2 separate regions of the Mus musculus genome follow, and region 1 is linked to region 2. A link is a loop called in an ENCODE intact Hi-C map of the cell type or tissue named here. Cell type or tissue: heart. All regions are shown on one strand.

Evidence for each region. Peaks named below come from ENCODE experiments on the same cell type or tissue, not always from the same donor. Only the 100,000 strongest peaks of a DNase experiment are listed, where the experiment ranks them.
Region 1: it touches region 2 in a loop (9-fold over the local background); 13 of 42 quality-filtered maps call a loop at or near these places.

The regions. Positions count from the first base shown.
Region 1 is chr11:100,481,728-100,489,727 of GRCm38, forward strand. Acly (ATP citrate lyase) reads right to left here. Exons shown (of 28, transcript NM_134037.3): 20 at 2,873-3,000; 21 at 1,982-2,075; 22 at 418-572; 23 at 1-120. Among named protein-coding and RNA genes, the nearest start is that of Mir7116, 7.2 kb to the left of the region's middle. In heart, a CTCF peak has its summit at 4,588 (motif pointing right); no DNase peak of the experiment used is centred here.
Region 2 is chr11:100,551,473-100,559,472 of GRCm38, forward strand. It overlaps Ttc25 (tetratricopeptide repeat domain 25), which reads left to right. Exons shown (of 12, transcript NM_028918.3): 5 at 1-164; 6 at 2,018-2,242; 7 at 2,392-2,599. Among named protein-coding and RNA genes, the nearest start is that of Ttc25, 9.9 kb to the left of the region's middle. In heart, a CTCF peak has its summit at 4,289 (motif pointing left); a DNase peak (open chromatin) is centred at 4,289; H3K4me3 peaks cover 527 bases; H3K27ac peaks cover 314 bases.

The sequences.
Region 1 (8,000 bases), 70 kb before region 2:
ACCAGGTCCTTCCCAGCCCGAGCACAGATGATGGTGTTATGGGCTCCAGAGACAGCTGGCCCGTGATCAGCTGTGACCATCAGACACATCTCAATGAACTGGCAGGAATACTTGGGCAACCTAAAGGAGGGCACACAGAGGCGCAGAGTTGGAACGAGATCCAGGAGCTACAATGACAAGGACACACTTTCCTCCGTAGCCTGATACTACCACCACCAATCCCAAGCCAAACCCTTCTTGATTCCTGTGCAAGGCTGCAGTTATTAAACGCCGTAGAGCATGTTACTAACCACCAAGCCATCTTTCCAGCCCATAAAAGGTTTCTGAATGTGCAACAATCAAAAGCTAACTCAAAATAAAATTGTAGTGAATCTGCCCTAAGCCCAGTGCCCTATCACCCCTGCCCATGTGTCTCACCTTCTCTGGAACCAGAGGAGGCCGAGGACACCACCGATGCCCATCTCCTCCTTGAAGACCTCGGTGATGGGCATGCCCGCATAAATGAGCTCCTGCCCTCGCTCATCACAGATGCTGGTCATGAATGAGGCAGGTTTTCGGATCAAACCCAGCTCCTAAGCAGACATGAGGACAGAAGGTTATGGTGGCCAGCAGAGGGCTTTTTTTTTTTTCCCCAAGACAGAAAGCTGTGTGTGCTCTCAGGAATGCCTTGGCCGCTCTGATGGCCAAGCAGTAAGTACCCAGACAAACTCTTTTCAAGAAGTAGAGGCTAGCAAGGCATAGAGGTGCACACCTTTTATCCTAACACTGAGAGACAGGGGCAGGCGATCACTGAGTCCGAGGACAGCCAGGGTTACATAGAGAAATCAGACCAAACAACAACAACAACAACAACAACAACAAAAGAGAAAAAAAGGAAAAGGAAAAGGAAAAAGAAAAGAAAAAGAAAAAAAAAAAAAAGAGGTGGAGGCCCAGGGCAGTAGACACACCAAGTTTGAGGACCACCAAGACTATTTAGCAAGCCTGCCATAGTGTGCCTTTTACTTAGTGGATCTGACTCTATTAATGTCTGTCCATGTACAATTTAGTTAATTCCTTTTAACTGCTTGATGGCACCTCATAATTATCTTCTGATAATCTCCTGTGATAAACACTAACTAAACAAAAATTTTAAATATATTCCTTTGTAAGTTCTAGGTAAGCATTCCTTAGAAGCAGCTTTCTAAGCCGGACAGTGTGGCACTTGTCTTTAATTCCAGCACTCAGAAGGCCAAGGCAGGTGGATCTCTGTGAGTTCAAGGTCAGCCTGATCTACAGAGTGAGTTCCAGGACAGCTAGGGCTACACAGAGAATCCCTGTTTTGGAAAACCCAAAAAAAGGAAGAAGGAAGAAGAAAGGACAGAGGAGAGAAGGAAGAAGAAGGAGAAGGAAGAGGGAGAAAGGAAGAAGGAAGAAGAAAAGGAAGAGGAGGAGGAGGAAGAGGAAGAGAAAGAATAAGTAATATGACCATGAACTTCTGATCTTCCTGCCTCTACTTCCCTAGTGCTGACTGTCAGCCCCTAAAAGCTGGCTCCTTCCAACATCAGATGTGGGCTGTGTTGCCCATTCTGTCACCTGACCTAAAAATAAAACCAGGGACAGTTCTAGTATACAGTGGATGGGACCCAGAGTTAATCAGAGAGGTTTCTAAGTAGTTGGAAGGGGCCTCATATCCAGGAGGTCAAACCACCTTAAGATTCACCAATCTAGCCAGGTGTGATGGCACACACCCTTAATCCTGGCCCTTGGGAGGATCTCTGAGTTTGAGGCCAGCCCAGTCTAGTAAGTTCTAGGACAGCCAGGGCTACCTGTAAGAATACCAACTAAGAGCTAGGCATGGGAACAGAAGCACTCCAGCAGCAGAGGCAGACAATCTCTGCATTTTATACATAGCAAGTTTTAGGACTGTAGAAAGTATGTTTTCAAGACAAACTAATGAAACCCCCAAATCCACCTTCACCCTCCAGATACCCATGACACTTACTCTGGCCCAAGAGTAGTCCATGGGCACTGTTGGAGGTGGCACTTCCTGGGCAGGTACAATGGCTCCTTTGGCCACCAGATCTTCATACACAGACCTGGGAGGGAAGGAGAGACAGGAGACACTATGGTTTCTATAGACATTTTTTTCTAGGCTTTATCCCAAACACTGTAGGCATCTTGGGCCGACAGTGCCCTACTCCTACCAACTGGATCCCAAGAACTAAATGAAAACAAACTATGGCCCAGGATGTCCTGACCCCGACCCCTTTAGCTCCCCTTCACTGGATGAGGCCTCATGGGAAGCTGGATGTGAGAACCACGGGAAGAGACGAGAACAGCCAAGGCAGATTCAGGAGGTAGAAATAGAAAAAAATAAATGTCCAATAACTCTATCAGCCAGAAGTGATACACGATACTCCAGATGACACTGTTTGCTTGTTTGTTTGTTTGTTTGTTTCTTGAGACAGGGTTTCTCTGTGTGCTCCTGGCTATCCTGGAACTCACTCTGTAGACCAGGCTGGCCTGGAACTCACACAGATCCTCCTGTCTTTGCTTCCCAAGTGCTAGGATTAAAGGCGTGCGCCAAAAGTGCCTGACACTTTCTAAACACACCCAAGCCCATGTCTCTTTAACGGCCACCAACACCAACCAAGCCTGTGGCCTCAGAAACCAAACAAGGTTTAACACCAGCCTCATTGGCCTTGACCTGATACTTTTACAACTAAAATAAAACAGAAGCCAGGAAAAAGATGGTTTTCCCTGTAGTGCATTAGAGCAAATGAACAGCTAGGAGTATCCAGAGTCCCCCCACCACCACCACCGTGTTATGGGGGCTGCTGTCCTCAGGAGGGATCAGGAAAGATGGGGGGACCACATCCTGCCCACTCCTTACTGAATGATTTCTCCAAGCTCATCGAAGCTTCGGGGCACAAACACTCCTGCTTCCTTCAAGGCCTGGTTCTTGGCTACTGCAGTTTCAGAAGCCTGGTTGGCACAAGCTCCAGCATGGCCAAACTGGACCTGGAAAGCAAAGAACAGCAACTTTACTAGGCTGGTCAGTTCTCCAGGAAAGAGAAGAAACCCTGGGAAACATTAGTACTGACCACAGGCTGGCCTGTGCCCAAGGCTTCACATGTGTTCCTTCATCTAAGCCTTTGTATGCTAACTAAATAGGTAGGAGAGGCAACTCCCCTATCACAGATGTGGCACCTGAGGTGGGAGAAGTTAACTTCTCCAAGATGACATACATAGTGTACAGTAAGGTGAGATTCAGAGCTGTCAATCCAACTTCAAGATCACGCTCTTCTCATGAGCCACGTTTGCTATCCCTGTGGCCAGTGTAAGAGGGATGGAAGGAAGGTTAGCTCTCAGCAACAAGCAAAGGGTAGAGTTAGTTATGCCTAGAAGCTCAAGAGAGTTCATATGAAAGCAAAAATCTCAAGCTGTTCAAAAAGTCATCGTTTAGCTGGGCGGTGGTGGCACACGCCTTTAATCCCAGCACTTGGGAGGCAGAGGCAGGTGGATCTCTGAATTCGAGGCCAGTCTGGTCTACAGAGTGAGTTCCAAGACAGCCAGGGCTACACAGAGAAACCCTGTCTTGAAAAACCAAAAACCAAACAAAATGTCAGCGTCATCACTAGGCTTACATCTCTATAGCAACAACTAGCAACTGCTTCTTCATTCTGACCATGGGCTGGAATAAGGTGTATACCCAATGAAACAGGAACATGGAGGAAGAGAAAAAACCCATCAAATACTTTACCAGGGGTGGTGAGATGGCTCAGTGGCAAAAAGTGCCTGCCACCAAGCAAGACAACTGTGGAAAGGACAGACTCCTACATATTGTCCTCTGACCCTCAATGTATCACAAGTATGCACACTCCCACTCTAAATATAGTAAAAAAAAAATTTAAAGAGTTAGGTGGGAGTCAAGCAGTTGGGAAAATAAATGAATTGACCTCTGACTTAGGATGGGACCCAGCAAGCAATCGTACTAGCATCTCATCTGAGTAACCAGTGCTTCCCACCACCAAGCGCTAAGAGCTCCACTCACAGGATGCTTTGTCTGCTGCCTACTCATGTTTCCTCAAGGACTGAGTGACTGCCCACCAACCACAAGGTAGTATGTGGAAGCAGTTGAACCTGGACGATTTTGGTCCCAGCCCGCGGTATTGCAGATTTAAATGAACAAAGGAGAATCCGTAACATGCTTTGTAGAAAAGTTAATAATTATTTTTCTGCGCTCAGAAACTCGCTCTGCGAAGCTCAGCAGATATTTCATAGTGGATCCCTTCTGCTAAGCTGCTCAGGCTGACCTCTGAATTCCTGGCCCCAAGCAATTCTCCTGCCTCAGCAACATGTGTAGGTCATCATACCTGACCAAACAAAACTTTAAACTCTGGGATTTCTCAATAATAGCATTTTCCTGACTTAAAGCAGCCCTGTTTCTCTGGTGGGCTGGGTGATTGCCTTGAGGGCCTGTGTTCTGAGACCCACACTTGCAAAAGTGCCACTTTATAAGGCCTATCTTGAATTCTCCACTTTTTAAATGTATCTGACTATTTGAACCTTTATGTATACATATGCACAATGTGTATATAGTGGCCAGAAGAGGGCAGCATGTCCCCTGAAATGAGCTACGGAGGACTAAGTATGCTGTCCTGTAGGGAGGTATTGGGAATTGAACCTGGGCCATCTGGAAGAACAGCCAGTGTTATCTCTGCAGACCCAGTTTCCATCTCTCAACTATTCCCTCAGTAGCTGCCTTCAGTGTGCCATTAGGGGCTTTCTCACTCTTCTCTCTCTGAAATTAAGAGAGTGACCTGCTCAAGGATTCAAGATCAACTGCTACCCAGACAGCTACTATACTAGCTGATAATCCTTGAGCGTCATACAACAATCTGAATTACTTTTAAGCTGGGTTGGTGATGCACACCTTCAGTCCCAGCACTCGGAGGCAGGTGGATCTATGAATTAGGGCCAGCCTGGTCTATAGAGTACCTGGATAGTCAGAGCTACACAGAGAAACTGACTTGAAAACAACAACAAAAGTAAAAATAAACAAATAAATAAACTCAAGTCTTAAAAAAAAAAAATTACCTCAAAAATGTAACACATTTCAATGTCCTGTGCTCCCCATGAATAATGGGTAGTGTCAGCAAGATCCAAAAATGGAGGTGCTGACCCCTTAGAGGAATCCTTGGCATGGTTGGGTAGGAAGACAGAAGGAAAAGCAGGCACAGAAAGAGTGGAGGAGTGTTGGGGCGACCTTCCCATTCATCGGATGAAGGTGTGTCCCTGTATTTCCAAATGTTGACTGCTGGGCAGAGACAGAGCTAAGTGCTAGCAAGACTTTGGTATTGTCTTTCTATCACCTGCCTAAAAGAGTCAGGCAGCTCTCAGTGCCCGAAGCGACAAGGAGATGGATCAGTTGTTGTCTTGCTGCTGATGAGCTCAGACTAAAACGTGGCATTTTGTAAAATAAAGAGCTGATGGCCCAGAGCTGGAGCAAGAAGTGTGGGGCAGGATTCTGGTTGGACACAGACAGGACACGCACACAGACACACAGACAGAGAGACAAAGACAGAGAAATAGAGACAGAGACAGACAGACAGACAGACACATACACACTCGAGACAGAATGGAGGTGTAAGCAGGCAGTGAGACCCACACAGGGACACAGAATGGCAGATGCCAGGTTAAGTTAGCTAGCTGAGAGACTGCCCCAGTGTGATGGTTTGTATATACTAGGCCCAGGGAGTGGCACTATTAGAAGGTGTGCCCTTGTTGGAGTAGGTATGACACTGTGGGTGTGGGCTTTAAGACCCTTATCCTAGCTGCCTGGAAGTCAGTCTTCCTCTAGCAGCCTTAAAGTGAAGATGTAGAACTCTCAGTTCCTCCTGCACCATGCCTGCCACCATGTTCCTACCTTGATGATAATGGACTGAACTTCTGAATCTGTAAGTCAGCCCCAATTAAATGTTGCCCTTTATAAGACTTGCCTTGGTCATGGTGTCTGCTCACAGCAGTAAAATCCTAACGAAGACAAAAGTTGGTATCAGGGGTATTGCTGTGATAGGCCTGACCATGCTTTTGTTTGGAAGAAGGTGGATTTTGGGACTTTGGATTTGGAAAAGCCGTGTAATGCTTTAAATGGAGCTTAATGGGCTATCCTAGTAGGAATGTGGAAACTTTGTTACTGAGAGTGGTTTGAATTGTGTGGCCCTGGTCCAAGAGGTTTCAGTGAAGAATTTCAGTACATGGCATAAAGACTGTTTTTGTGGTATTTTGGTGAAAAAAATTTGTGGCTATCTTTTGCCCTTGTCTGAAGAGTCTGCCTGAGGCTAAGGTGAAAAGACTCAGATTAATTGCACTGACAAAGGATATCTCAGGAAAGTCCATCATAGACTTTGTTCTCTGGTTAAGTCTCATGAAGAACATTTTAAACAAGCACAGCAAGCTGAGAAAGGAAAAATATAAAATATATGGTTCCAGTATTATAGGGGCACCAGGAGGTGAAACGGAGCCGAATCCTGTGTTCCAGGATATTAAATTGAATTAAGGGACCTTGGGGAAGACCCCACCCAGCTAAATTTAGGTCCAGATGTGGTAGTACAAGCCTTTAATCCCAAGAGGCAAAGACAAGCAGATCTCTGAGTTCAAAGCCAGCTAGAACAGAGCAAGATCTAGGTGAAGAAAAACTTAAATCCAGGCTTGGTGGACCACACCTTTAATCTCAGTGTTTAGGAGACAGGCATGCAGATATCTGAGTTCAAAGTCATTCTAAGGAGCAAGTTCCAGGACAGCCAAGCTTACACAGTGATGGAGCTAGAAAACAGAAAGCTAGTGATAATGTAGTAGATCAAGGGAGCCATGTTCCAGCCCCAGCAAACAGCTTTGATCATGTGGCTCTAGCTTTAGAGTCCAGAATAGAAGGGACTACTGGGACAATTGATACTGGTTAGCTGGAGCTAAGAAATTAGTGGTGATTAAAAAGAGACCAGCATCACTGAGGTAAAATCTTCTGGGAAGTGTTTTCTTTTTTTTTGTTTTGTTTTTTGTTTTTTCGAGACAGGGTTTTTCTGTATAGATAGCCCTGGCTGTCCTGGAACTCACTTTGTAGACCAGGCTGACCTCGGACTCAGAAATCCACCTGCCTCTGCCTCCCAAGTGCTGGGATTAAAGGCGTGCGCCACCACGCCTGGCGGGGAAGTGTTTTCTGAGAGCACAAAGAAGCTGTGTTCCAGAGACAGCCAAGGTTGTGTGTACCTCATGCAGCTTGCACTTGATAACGTGAGTCACCCAGGTGGTACGGGTTTTGAAGGCACAAAGGGGTCATGAAGCAGCTGAGGCTTGGCACTGTGAGAGGCCAGAGAAGGCTACTGGTGAAGGTGCAGCCTCAGTTGCAGTTGATAGCCCAGGTCTAAAAGGGTCATACAAAGAAGTTGAGGCCTGACACCAGGAAGGGAGACTATGAGAGGTTATTGGTGAAGCCTAGTTGCAGCAGAAGACAACAGTGTATTGGAGACGCCAGTACCATGGGATGATCACTAAGAACAGCATCAGCAGTAGAGTTACTCTACTTGAGCTTACAGTGCTAAAAAGGGCAGAGCTAGAGAAGTGACAACAGCCCGTTGGAGAAGCCCAGAAGATCATGTGTATCCCAGACACTGGAACAAGAAGCTGTAACACTGAAGTTGCCTTGGTAACTTCAAGGTGTTCGAGATGCCAGAGCAGTGGAATACCTGCAGAGGAAAGCTGCTAACAGGGAGTGAAACCAGACCAGGACAAAGAAGTTTGTTGCAGTCAACAAAGATAAAAAAGGAGTAGGAGATCTGAAGACCACTTTGACATCAGAACTAGAGATGCAGAGTATTGAGTTTGCCCAGCTGGTTTCCTGTCTTGCTTTGGGAATTACAGTTAAGTGACTGGATAAATCTCAGAAAAGACTTTGAACTTTTAACACTGTTGAGACTGCTATAGCCAGGGAGTAGTGGCACACACCTTTAATCCCAGCACTT
Region 2 (8,000 bases):
TAAGAAAGCCCAACAGAAGCATCTGCCTATAAAGCAACTCTCGTACAGCACCAAGCATGAAATCAAGCGGAAGGGCTCGCTCAAGAGCGAGAAGACCGTGCGGCAGCTGCTCGGGGAGCTGTACGTGGACAAGGAGTATCTGGAGAAGCTCCTTCTGGATGAAGGTCTCAGGCCCGTGGCCGGCAGGGCTGGGGGCAGTGGGTGGGAGCTCAAGGGACAGCCTGTCTTGGAATGCAGCCAACCCAGACCTATAGAAACACAGCGTTCTCACTCGACTGAGGTCCAGGAGGCTAGGCAACAGGCTTCTGCTCATATCTGAACCCAAGAAGTTCACACACAGGGTCCCCACTTTTGTGTGTGTGTGTGGACTTCTTTGTCGACCTCACATCACTGTGATAGAACACTTGAGATAATCAGCCTGTAAGTAGGAACGAACGATGCTGGTCTGGTACCGTGGCTCATATCTTTCATCCCACCAGAGGAGGAGGCAGAGGCAGAGCAGGTGGGTCTCTGTGACTTTAAGGCCAGCCTGGTCCATGTAGCAAGTTCTGAGATAGCCAGGATTATGCAGTGAGACACTGTTTCAAAAAAATTTTTTTTTATTTTGGCTTAAAGTTTCAGAGATTTCATAGGTATTCAGGTAACCCTATTGTTTCAGGGCCTGCTGGTGAGGCAGAACATTGTTTGGGGAGCACCCAGTAGGACAGAGATGGCCAGGAAGTAACAAAAGAGGAAGGGGCAGAGATTCCAGTGCCCCCCACCCCCATTGGAAGGCATGCCCCAGACAGTGTAACTTCCTGACGATAGGCTCCTCCTCCTAAAGATTCTTCCAGCCGGGCGTGGTGGCGCACGCCTTTAATCCCAGCACTTGGGAGGCAGAGGCAGGCGGATTTCTGAGTTCCAGGCCAGCCTGGTCTACAAAGTGAGTTCCAGGACAGCCAGGGCTATACAGAGAAACCCTGTTTCGAAAAACCAAAAAAAAAAAAAAAAAAAAAAACAACAACAAAAAAACCTAAAGATTCTTCCATATTCCAGTAGTACACTGGCTAGGAAGCAAGCCCTAACACATGGGGCCGTTAAGGGAGGGACACTCACGAGGCAAATCACAACCACTGCCGCCGTAGTCTGTACGGTGGGTAAAAGAACCTGACAGATGGGTGCTGGGATCTGAGCGCAGCAGCACTACATGTTCTGAGACATCATCCGGCCCATCCCTCATTTCACAGACAAGGAAATAGAATTCACCGAATGTACAAGGTGGCAAGCAAGGTGGCAAGCAAGTCAGTGGTGGCGTTACCAACAGAATCCAGTCCAACACACTGTGCCGACAGAACCCTCAAACTGAGGCCGCCTACTAAGCTGCCATGGCGGTGTTGCTCTGCCCTGATACACCCGAGCAGGGGGCACCCTGGAAACAAGTACCCTCTCTCCAGAAATGGTTTCCTAAGGTCTCCTGCAGGGTTCTCTGAAGGGTTTTGGCACACCACTTTACTGTTGGCACATCTCCTTGGTAACAAGCCTGAAGGCTTCCTGGTCTCTAGAGGGCCTGCCACGGAGGGCAGGAGTGGCCTGAACATTATCCCAAGTGGCCTTGCGTCATTTCAATTGGCCCTAAGCTCTGGCCACAGAACAGACAGGATGAAGGCACACCCCTACAGCTCCCAGCATGCACCAGTGTACCTGGCACCTGGCTGCTGGACAAGGACTGGCAACATGGACCAATGTTTCCATTCAGACTCGTCTTTATTCCCTGAGGACACAGCTTGAAAGGAGGGACCCTTGAGTATAGGCTTCTCAGAAAGTTGTCCAAAATACCCTTATGGTCCCTCCTCTTTTGCCACAAAAAGGCCTGTCCCAAGAATGTCCCCTGGCTTTCCATCACCACCCACATACTCCTCATTTCCTCACTGCTGGGGCAACTGCAGACAGAGGTCCTCACAGGGCCCTACATCAGGGGTTCCAAGCCTAGAAAGGGTGACTCCCCTCCATGTGTGATCTCCTTGATGCCTCTGCACAGATCTCATCAAAGGCACCATCAAGAGTGGCCTGACCGTGGAGGACCTCATTATGACTGGCATCAACTACCTGGACACCCGCAGCAACTTCTGGAGGCAGCAGAAGCCCATCTATGCCAGGGAGCGAGACCGGAAGCTGATGCAAGAGAAGTGGCTGAGGGACCGGAAACGCAGCCCCTCGCAGACAGCCCACTACATCCTCAAGAGCCTAGAGGACATTGACATGTGTGGGTAGTATTCTCGGGCATGGGGGATGGAGAGAGGCAACATGATAGTCAGAGCCTAGGCCTCTGCTGACTTGTGGATGGAAATTATCTGGGAGGAGTTGGTCCGTCAATATGGAGTTGACCTCCGTGTCAACTCCTTCTCTCCCCAGTGTTGACCAGTGGCAGTGCTGATGGGAGCCTCCAAAAAGCTGAGAAAGTCCTTAAGAAGGTTCTGGAATGGAACCAAGAGGAGGTACCCAACAAGGACGAGCTGGTCGGGAACTTGTACAGCTGCATAGGCAACGCCCAGATTGAGCTGGGGCAGATGGTGGCTGCCTTGCAGAGCCACCGAAAGGACCTGGAGATCGCCAAGGAACAGTGAGTGCCCTGCAGTGGCCAAGGTCCCTAGGCCTCTGAGAGCCTTTGCCAGGGCTGCTCCTAGGTTGTTCCTACTTTCTGTCCCGCAGGGCAGGCCTGAGGGAGAGTCCAGTGGAAGTAGGGGTTGAATACTCAGGACTGAGGGTAGAAAGCAAACCTAGGCTGGTAACTTTTTTTTTCTTTTTCTTTTTAAATCACACACAAGAACATAATGGCTAAAAATCCCAGCGGCCTGGCTCTTGGTGTTTGTTTGTTTGCTTGTTTGTTTGTTAATTTTTGTATCAGGCTCTAGGCCTATCAGTTATTTCTGGCACTAGGAGCATAGCAATGTCCAGATATAGGTTTGGATATCTGGCAAAAAAAAAAAAAAGTGACACAGTCATAGACATTAAGTTGCAATTGTGCTCCTGTTAAAAAAGGAAAAAGTACAGGTGAGGACATCTGGGTGGGAGGTGTGGGTACAGCACACCGGCCTTGTGGGAAGGCCTGAGGCTGGAGGAAGCTTCAGGCTGGAGTGAGACAGAGGCCAAGAGGAAGCTGCACAAAGTCAGGCAAAGCTAAATGAACCATGGGGTGACCCAGGGGATAAGGTCTGGGGTCCGGTAGATCCAACTGGGCTGTGGGATCTCAGGCAAGTTGCTTCCCCACCCAGTCTCAGTGTTTCCACGCAGTAGAGTGTGCTGGACTGTCCCTACCCTGGTGTGGAGGGGAGGGTAGATAGAAAGGTACAGGCTAAGAACTTGAGACCTTAGGGCTGGGAATGTCGCTCAGTGGGTAGGGCAGTTGCCTAGCATGTTCAAGGCCCTGGGCACAGTCAGTTCCAGTTTACAGGCGGACACACACGGAGACATACCATATCATACACATTCATAGACACACATACATCACACACACACAGAGACATGCTATGCACACACACACACACACACACACACACAGACATACTATATCATACATATTCACAGACACACATACATCACACACACACACACACAGACATGACATGCACACACACACATACACACACACACATACCACACACAGAGACATACCATACACACACACTCAGATATACCATACACACGCACAGATACCACACATACACACACACACCACATACCATACAAAGGCCCAGACACACACCACAGAAACAGGCATACCATATACACGCACAGCGACACCACACACACATACAGACACACAAGAGAAAAACAGAAACCCAAGACTGTGCCTGGTATTCATCTAACAGTGATAAGTAGTCTCCCTGAAGTGAGCTGTTCTCAACTGGAAACTCCCTGACAGAGAAATACATCACTTTTAGGGAATCCTGATTTTTTTTTTAATTATTATATATATTGTCTGTGTGTTTATTCGTTGTATGTGTGTGCACACATGGATACCAGAGCATTGCTGTGATGGGAGGAACAGTTGGGATCATTTCTACCACACAGGTCCCGGGATCAAACTTAGGCCATGAGGTTTGGCAGCAAGCGCCTTCACCCACTGAACCATCTCCCTAGCTCCGAGCATCCTGACTCTAAGTCCTCTGGAGTCCTTCTTGGCTACAGTGTCCACTCACCCACAGTTCTGAACTCTTCTCAGGCTCCTGCCAACTTGTATGTTGTTCAGTTTGCAGTGGATTGGTGGCATGCTGTTGCTCTTAATGGCTTCTCTATACTGCCACCAAGTGGGGACCATGCTTTACCACATAAGCCCTCTGGGGAGATACTTCCTATTCAAGCTCTACCACCCACCCACTTTCACTCAGTGCCTCAGCCCTTAGCCGCAACTGCTGCTCTCCTTTCCGTCTGTCGTCCGTCCGTCCGTCCGTCTCTGCCTCTGTATCGCTCTCTCACTGCTCCCACAGATCTTCAAAGCCACACTGCCCTTTGCCGGCGGTCCTTCCCAGCTGATTAACAGGGAAATAATCTAGTATCCAGCATAATACCGCTACCAACACTCCCAGAAATGGGCTCTTCCCAAGACTCAAGGCTTCCCAAGATAACAGGCAATGACTTTCCCGGCCGTAAGCCCTGTTTGCCTGCAGTGCAACTTGCAGCCTTGTGCACATTGGCTCTAGCTCTCTCCTCACTTAGCCACCATGCCCTCAGTGCCACCTGCTCCTGGGCAATGTCTCCTAAGGGCTAAAGAGGGAGACTGAGCCGGGCATGGTGGCGCACGCCTTTAATCCCAGCACTTGGGAGGCAGAGAGAGGCGGATTTCTGAGTCCGAGGCCAGCCTGGTCTACAGAGTGAGTTCCAGGACAGCCAGGGGAACACAGAGAAACCCTGTCTTGAAAAATTATTTAAAAAAAAAAAAAAAAAAAGAGGGAGACTGAGTTATCAGCCATTAGAATGGAGCAGGGGTGGTGGTGGTAGTGGTAGGACAGACCTGGAGTAGGATGCAGACATGACCTTGATTCCTAGCTCTGTCACTCAGAGCTGTGTGGATTTAAGTCGCTCATCCCCCTCGGTTTCCTCACCTGTACTGAAGGCCTAATGATACCACCTGACAGGGGTCATGAAGGTTAGATAAAATGTGCGCACTCTGACTGTCTTAATCACAGCACTTGGGAGGCAAAGGTAGGTGGATCCCTGTGAGTTCTAGGCCAGTCAGGACTACATAGACTCCTGTCTCAAAAAGAAAAAAAAAAAGTATTGATAGCCCGTTGGATGCAACCATCTCCCATAGATTTTTTTTTTACTTCTCTCACAAGCCCTAGCCCTATTTTTTTAAAAAGATGTATTTATTTATTATATGTAAGTACGTACACTTTAGCTGTCTTCAGACACTTTTTCTTCTCGCTCTGGCCCCACTTGCTCCAGCCCCGGTCGCTCTGGCAGCCCAAAGATTGATTGATTTACTGATTGATTTTATGTAAGTACACTGTAGCTGTCTTCAGACACCCCAGAAGAAGAAGACACCACTTCAGATCTCATCAAGGATGGTTGTGAGCCACAATGTGGTTGCTGGGATTTGAACTCAGGACTTTTGGAAGAACAGTCAGTGCTCTTAACCACTGAGCCATCTCTCCAGCCCCCCTAGCCCTATTGTTTAACAAACTCCAAGGCCTTTTTCTTTGAACGTCCTGTAAGCAATCCCACATGAAACCAGTCCCAGTCTGTCCCTTACATCGGTCCCACATATATTGCTCCAGGAGCCCCTGAGCCTTCGACAGCCACTCCTTGGAGGAAACCCAGGAGGCTTTTGGGTACTTCCCTCCCTCTATCCTGCTCATGTCCTGACCACCTGCCCCAGGATTCCTCAGCTGGCTCTCCCACAAAAGGAAAACCCGGTGAAAACCCAGTGGTTGCAGGCTGCTCTCAGCCAACACGGCTTTCTTTGGGCTTCCTTCGGACCTCAGACAGTAAAGAGCTCTGTGCAGGTCATTCCAGCCTGAAGCCATCGAAAGGGTCCCAGCTTCTCGATGCTTTTGGCTCCTTCAGCAAGGTGTCCCTTTCCTCAGAGCTTGCTCTGTCAAGCCACTCCCACTCATTCATCAGACCCTGGACTCAGGGTCTCACTCTAGGAAAGCCTTTGACCCGGAGTGGCAGTAGGAATGGAGGAAAAGGTCCAGAAATCCCACCCTGTTCCTCCCCGGCCACTGGTATCCTATTGGTCCTCTTAGACACTGGGCTTTGGGAAGAGAGTCACTCTCTTGTTACCAGTTCTTGCCACATTAAAAAAAAAAAAAAAAAGAGTGTTGTATCTGGTACAGTATTTAGACAGCCTTACTTCCTTTTTTATTTTTGTGTTTTGAGACAATTTCACTATGGAGCCCCAGGATGGCTTCTAACTCCTGACTCTCCTACCTCTCTCTCCCAGGAGTTAGGATCACAAGCTCAGGCCACTTGGCCTGCCTACTTCCTACCTTTTCAGCATCCGCAAACAGGGCCTTACCTGGAAACTCCAGTCTAAGTGAATTCTACGCACCCCTCCCTCATTCTTTCTGAGACAGGGTTTCTCTGTATAGCCCTGGCCCTGGCTGTCCTGGAACTCACTTTTGTAGACCAGGCTGGCCTTGAACTCAGAAATCTGCCTGCCTCTGCCTCCTGAGTGCTGGGATTAAAGGCATGCGTCACCACCGCTCGGCTCCCTCCCTCATTTTTGTCAGCCACTTAGAGACTAGCCAGTGACTTGTTCAGGAGGTTTCTAGGTACGCATTCCAGTGCTCATCCATTTTTTGGGTGGATGGAGATTTGATTTATGTGCCTTCCTGTCACTGGTAGTTTGCTGTTGTTTTCCTCAAGATAGGATTTCAAGTAGCCCAGGTTGGCTCGAATTCGCTGTGTAGCTGAGGGTGATTGTGAACTCCTTGGCCTTCTGGCTCTACCTCCCTAATAGGTGTGCACCACATGCCAGGTGTGCACCCAGGCGATCGAAAACTCCTTAACTTCCTGGCTGTTGGAATTGTAGATGTGCACCTTCATGCCAGGTTTGTGCAGTGGTTGGGGGACCAAACCCAGGGCCTTGTGTGTCTCCACAGTCCTTGCATTATGAACGTTTCTGATGGTAGAGCTGGAACCTAGGCCTCAGGCATGCTCGGCAAGTGCTCTAACACTGATCCACATATTCAGCCTTCATTTTCTGTCTTTTGTTTTTAAACAAGATCTCACTAAGTAGCGCTGGCTTGCCTGGAACTCACTGTATAGACCAATCTGGCTTCAAACTCACCAAAATCCATCTGCATCTGCCTCTGGAGTTGGAGGATTAAAGGCATAAGGGTGTATACCACCACTCTTGGCACCTCCCTTATTAATATTATGAATAAATTAAGAAGCCACAGGATTTACCTGTCACACCACAGGAGATTACTCACTCTCGCTTTTTAACTTTTTAATAGTGTCAGGAATCCAACCCAGGGACTCCAGTACGCTAGGCAGGCTCTACCACTGGGCCATCCGCCCTAACCCCAGGGGAGCCCTCTCTGCAAGGGAAAACCTATCTGAGGCAGCCCATGAGGGCAGCTATTGAAAACCAAGGCTGAGGACCCACAGAGACACAGGCAGGGACACTGCCAGAGAGGGGATGCTGGACAGGAGGCTTGGACTGGGCATGAGGAGAGCAAGGATCCTCCTTGGCAGAGAGACATGGGCACCTGGAGGGTCTGGAGATTTTATGCTGGTCTAGGGACCAGGGCTATGGGCAGCTGACGCCCTATAAGGGAGTTTGGCTTTATAGAAAGTTCTGCCATGCTGGGTTTGATTTAAAACTGTGTGGAAGTCTCTCACCCCACCTCCTTCCCATCTCCCTGGGACCTCACTGGAGTATGCTCCTGTTTATGACATACTCACGTACTTAGACACATACAGAGGATTTTCAAAACAAGAACTCATTTCAAGGTTTTTAAATGAATAAAAGAGACCTGATAGTCTCCTGTGCCAGGGGAATCTTACAGAAA